Linked DNA regions of Mus musculus: region 2 is linked to region 1. Evidence: chromatin loops called from intact Hi-C (ENCODE). Cell type or tissue: heart. All regions are shown on one strand. Each heading gives the region's core, and the rest is flanking DNA. Links, peaks and the distances in the headings are about the cores only.

Evidence for each region. Peaks named below come from ENCODE experiments on the same cell type or tissue, not always from the same donor. Only the 100,000 strongest peaks of a DNase experiment are listed, where the experiment ranks them.
Region 2: a loop joins it to region 1, with 5 times the contacts of the local background. A loop is called at or near these places in 16 of 42 quality-filtered maps.

What each region holds. Positions count from the first base shown.
Region 1 is chr5:76,527,899-76,530,804 of GRCm38, reverse strand. It overlaps Exoc1 (exocyst complex component 1), which reads right to left and starts at 1,494. Exons shown (of 19, transcript NM_001289770.1): 1 at 1,343-1,494. In heart, for the core only: no CTCF peak of the experiment used is centred there; a DNase peak (open chromatin) is centred at 1,544; H3K4me3 peaks cover 1,545 bases; H3K27ac peaks cover 803 bases.
Region 2 is chr5:76,303,471-76,306,376 of GRCm38, reverse strand. It overlaps Clock (circadian locomotor output cycles kaput), which reads left to right and starts at 1,585. Exons shown (of 23, transcript NM_001289826.1): 1 at 1,585-1,722; 2 at 2,875-2,906. Gm7467 (predicted gene 7467) reads right to left here and starts at 1,501. Exons shown (of 1, transcript NR_152171.1): 1 at 850-1,501. In heart, for the core only: no CTCF peak of the experiment used is centred there; DNase peaks (open chromatin) are centred at 1,576, 2,096 and 2,426; H3K4me3 peaks cover 2,396 bases; H3K27ac peaks cover 1,933 bases.

The sequences.
Region 1 (2,906 bases), core at 241-2,740:
CTGAAAAACTAGTAAATAACTTTAAAGCAGTTCTCATTCTACCACACACCTGGTCAACAGCAACCCAGCTTTCTCAAGACATGCCTTGCACTCAGAACACTCTGTTCTTTCTTTGCTTAAGCACTTTCCCATGCAGGGCATACCACTATCTTTTCCTTATTCAAACCTACATTTCTCCATTTGTATTTAGTTGACTCAATGAAAGTCTCAATCCACACGGCTCTTTTCATGTAAATGTATAGAGCCCTTACTGTATTTACGAGGCAAATGCTTGCTATCTAATGGGGACATGAGTGTCATCTCCTAGATCTCCACAGCCATCTCTTGAGTAGTAGGAGGAGGAGGGGTGCTCTATCACAGGTTTGTGTGTTGGGTACTCACTAACAAGCTCTTGGCGTAACCTGCTTGATTGCAATAGTAAAAGCTGGCCAAAAGAACCATTAGCAATGGCCAATATTCACCATAGTACATGGTAAACGGTAAAAACAGCAGAGGGCTGGTCATAACTCATGAAGGAATTAGACATAAGCATTGCTACTATATTGCTATATTATATTGCTAATATAAATATTGCTATTCACTAAGTGCCAGGCAGCACTCTGGGGTATAATGGAGAATCTTTAAGACATGAACGGGTTGACGTAGCATTGTGATAGTCAGTCTTCTTTGGATCTAGAGATGAATTCTCCAGTGTTTATACTGAACTTTACATTATGCCAGTATTATTAATAGTGGCCTTCACAACTATTTCCCAGGTCTAAAAACCACGCCCATATTCTGGGTTCTCTTTAGATCTTCGCCTTCTAAAACCTCAAGGCTGCCCGTTACAGAGGCAGCTAACCTCGGTTCATTGTGTACATACATACTTCCTTCAGCTTAATAGGGCCATCGTTACACTGTGTGTCCATGCTAGTGCCTTAGTGGGTTGGGCCCATGTACTGCAGTGACATCTCAACTCGGAGACATGTCATCCAGAAAAAAAAACTGTTCAGAGGCTGGGCAATGCACTTAGAAGATTTATAAGGACATGTTATATTGATTCGGACCAGCAGAAGCCCAGGTCACGTCTTTCTCTTCCAGGCCACGCTAGTAGGACAAAAATGAAATCTGTCCCGGATGGGCGGAACTGTGGACAGAGACTTGGCTGCCTCCCGGCTCCGCCTTTTCCCAGAGCCCCGGACAGCACCGGCTAAGGAAGGACGCAGCCCGGGTTCTGCAGCCCCGAAGTGGAGCAGGGTGGGTGGGCCGGGTCACTGGGGAGTGGCCGACCCGGCGCGGATGCAACACTGCCTCCACTTAGGCTACCACCTCCAAGACCGCAGGTCCCCGGCCGGAAGCTTACCGCGAGGCCAGCCGGCCGGCCGAGGTTGGTGCTCCAAGACGGACTCAGGAAGGGCGCCGGCAGCAATAGCAGCTTTGAAGCACTTTTCATTGAACAGGGAAAAGCAGCGGCCAGAACCCGCCACTTCCCGTATCCGGTCACGTGTCTCTCTGCACCGGAAGTTGACCCTGTGGAGCCGGAAATGGAGACAGTAGAGGAAAAACAGATTGGCCAATGGACTTGGAGGAGGCGGAACAGCGCTTTGATGGATGGGGCAGAGGCGGACTGTGGGCGTGGAAAAGACAGGGGCGGGGCTTGCAAGCACATAGGCCAGTGATTCTCAACCTGCGGGTCAAACGACCCCTTCCTTCATAGTGGTCATATAGCAGATATCCAATATATCAGATATTTGCATTACAATTGATAACAGTAGCAAAATTACAGTTTTAAAGTAGAAATTAAATAATTTAATAGTTGGGACCCACTGCAACATGAGGAAAGGTATTAAAAGGTTGCAGCATTAGGAATGTTGAGAACTGTTAGCATAGGCTGATTTGAGGAGTTGATAATGGTGATGTTTCCTTTTTGTAGACGTACCCATTCTAATATTTGTAGCAACTCATTTGAGAGCGCATTAAATGTTCTCTCCTGTGCATATGTAAAACCCTGCTAACTAGATTCTTGGAAGAACTTTAGTGAGTTAAGTCAGATTCTCTGGGATAGATGTCACTAGTACCCTTAAGTTCTGGACACTTAATTCCCATAAACAGCTTTGGTCATTTACCCACTTCATACTCTACCCTGACTGCACAGACCTTCTTCTTGGGTGTTTTTTTAGAAACTTCACCCATGCCACCTCACATCAGATACTGAAATAGAATCTTTGTTTTAAAGGTGATGCTTGCTTGTTTCAGTGTGAGAAACATAAATGATGCCGAGAGTTCGAGCTATAAGACAAGTGATTCATTTAGGCCGCATCCCTGGCAGGGATTGAGTGCTGCAAATTTTGATTTCCAGGTTAAAAAATAAAAATTAAAAAAAGCCATTCAATTTTTTTATACTGAAGGAGTTCGCAATGAGGTAGGACTAGAAAAGGTGATTGCGAAGTTAGGATAACATACTCTACCAGGATGGTTTTCTTTCTTCTTTTTTTCTTTGCTGTTTTTTTTCCATTTATTTATTTACTTTGCATGTGGATCTTAGCCTACCCCTCCTTCCAATTCTCACCCTCCTTCCCAGCCTCTCCCTCATTCTCTGCTTCCCTTCTCTTCTGAGAAGGGGTGGGGTGGAGACCTTCTTGGATACCAACCCACCCTGTGACATCAAGTCACTGCAGGACTAGGCACATAGGATGAATTTTTTGTTGTTGTTGTTGTTTTGTTTTTCGAGACAGGGTTTCTCTGTGTAGCCCTGGCTGTCCTGGAGCTCACTTTGTAGACCAAGCTGGCCTCGAACTCAGAAATCCACCTGCCTCTTCCTCCCAAGTGCTGGGATTAAAGGTGTGCACCACCACCGCTCGGCATGAATTTCTTAAGAATATGACAGATGAGCTGTGCACAGTATTTGCACCGTTTATCTTAAGATA
Region 2 (2,906 bases), core at 236-2,735, 220 kb after region 1:
TATATATATATATATATATATGTATATATATTATATATGTATATAGTGTGTATACACACACTAGAGGAACTATAATAGAAAAAGAGAATGAATAAAGCCAAAACATTTGACCCAGGGAAAGCATTCAAATTCATTTGGCTGCAACCTATTTACCAGCCTCAGTACCCTTACCTCCTGCCCCTTTTTTACTACCAGTGATCAAGACACTAACTTGTAGATGGCAGAAAAGCTCTTATTGGTTTTAAGCAATAAAACAAACACATTCACGAGTTTATTGATTACTTTAACTGAACTTTCCAAAGGAATCTAGCCCACATCGATTTCAGCGCTCATGCATCTAGGCTATATCACCATGTTTTAATCTGTTTTCTGGTTTTTCCCTTCGTGGTGCCTGCTCTTTCATTAGTCACACAAGAAAAGATTATTTTCTTTCAGTATCAGGTTCACTGGGAAACAATCTTCTTGGCAGTAATTGCCAGCCTGAGACAGAGAACCCAAGGTTTCCTCCTCCACAGTGTCCTGCCTGGACCACAAGGACAGAGTGGAGAATGGGTGGGTTCAAAGGACGTGAACCTAAGCGAGCAGCAGATGGATTAGGACAGCAGAAACTGTGCCTTTCGATGGCGAAACGGTACAAAGACTGCCAAGGAAAGATTCTCCTGGCAGGGTTCTGGCTACGTAGCCAGGAATTTGAGGATTCTCCTCCTAGTTCACATTGCTGGGGGGGGGGGGGGGGGATCGCAGCTAATTCCTAGTTTTGAAGTTGGTTTTTTTTTTTTTTCTTTCCTGAATATACACCAAGAACTTAATTCTTATTGAGACAAACATTACCTTGTAGACAGGATTTTTGGAGCTAAAGAGTATAGGTTTATTTATTGCCTTCTGTTTGCTGTACGAGTTGATTTTTAAAAGAAATTGCTATGAATTAGCTTCTTTCCCAGTAATTCGGGTGCAGTAGCTAAGAAACCAGTGTAAACTAGGGTCCTGGTTCATCCGTAGCGCCATGCTCATCTTTTGCAGTGCCTCCTGCCTTTTCATAAAAGGAGCAAACACATCCCGACCTTTTGCTTCCCTGGCTACAGCCGAGGTCACTTGGGTCGTCCAGGTCCATCTCGGGGAGCAGCCAGCCTAGCGTGTCTCTAGGAGCCGGGAAACCGAGTCCCAGGCATCCCACGAACCTCCAGGAGAGGAAACCGAGCACTGGGCTGGAGAAGTCTAACTTGGCGTAGGCCAAGCTCTCTGCTTTCCCGGGGACAGAGGCACCATTCCAGGCGGCGGCTCCCACTGGTTGGGAGCGCCGCATCCCGGGGAACCGCGAGCCGCCCAGGGCGCTGCGGGCGGCCGCACCCTCCGCTAGGCCCCGCCTCCCGGCCTGCGAAGGGAAGGGGGCCTCGGGGCATCCCGGCTTCCCTCGGCGGCCGTGGAACGAGCTCACGCCGGCCTGCAAGAGTGGGATTTCCTCGGGTGCCCGGGATCCCCAGGCGCGGCTTCGGGGCTGCCTAACGGGGAAAGTCGCATGCGCGCCCGGCGCGCTGAGGGAAGGCGGCCGCGAGGGGAGGGGCGAGTGCAGAGCCTGGCCGGCCGCGGAGCCCCGCGCCCACGACGCATGCGCCGGGAGGCAGCGCAATCACGGACTCGGCTGGCGGCTACCGGCTGGAGAGAGGAAACCCCGGACGGCGAGAGCGCGAAGGAAATCTGGCCGCCGCCGCGCACGCGCTCCCGGTGAGTGCGCCCCACCGGGTGGGCCTCGGCCCGGCGCGCGGCGGGCGGCTGGCCTGGGTGGCGCATGCGTGCTCCCGGGTTCCGTGGAGGAGGGGAAGGCCGGGAGGGGGAGGAGCGCGGCGGTAGCGGTGAATTTTGAGGGGTGGGTCGGGGGCGCGCACTCGCCGCCCCTGGTGCTGCCGGCTCCCGGAGCCGTGGCGTGTCCCGGCTGTCGCCGCTCGGCTGTCGCGAGCCGCCGCGGGCAGAGTCCCGGGCGGGGGAGGGAGGAAGCCGGAGCCTCAGGCACGGTGAGGACGCGGGAGGGCGCGGGGGGCAGTGTGTGGGACCGGGGCAGGGAACAGGGCGCGGGGCGCCAAGGGGGTGCGGGCCAGGCCGGGAGGCAGGAGCTGCGGCCGGGGTCCGGGGACGCGGAGAGCGCGGAGCTCTGGAGAGTCGCGCTCAGCCGGGCCTGCGCCAAGTGTCCCGGGGCCGCTGGGGGTTACCTGCAGGGCAGGGGGGCGCGGTGGGTCCCGCGGGCCCCGGGGGTTCCGGGGCCGCGTCGCGCTTGAGACTGGGCGCGGGGTTAGCGCGGGGCAGGCCGAGTCGGCCGCCGAGAGCGCTCGCGCCCGGGACCCGCTAGGCCTTGTGACCCACTTTATTCCTGTCACCACTCGGGCACGTTTGGAGCGGCGCCCAATGGGGCGCTGGGGCGGCCAGCTCCTCCGCGGAGCCCCCGCCCTCGCGGCGGCCGGCGCGCGCCGGGATCCGCAGTCCGAGCGGCGGCCGCCGCCGCCCAGGGCTGGTTCCGTTAATGGTCCTGGTTCCGGGGCTCGGGCCGCGGGCTGCTCTGGGCCCCGGGTGTCCGACTCGAGTCGCGTGCGCCGCGCCGGGCCGCGCTCTGCCTGTGGGGCTGGCCGTCCTGGATGTGGTCCTGGCTGTCCCGGTACCGGGAGTAGCGCCACGAAGTTTGTATCTTTGTGGGGTGTTTTCTGCCGCTGTGGAAGTCCGAGGTAGTCAGCAGAATCCTGAAAGATGAAGGAAGAGCTTTGGCCTCTGACCTGACAGATGACAGATCAGGCCGTGGTGTTTTGATATTGCAATGCCGAACCACACACTGCATGAAGCCTTTCTAGATGCTTTAAAAACAACAGACTCTGGTGTTTTCTATTGCAGTGAAAGAAAAGCACAAGAAGAAACTTTTACAG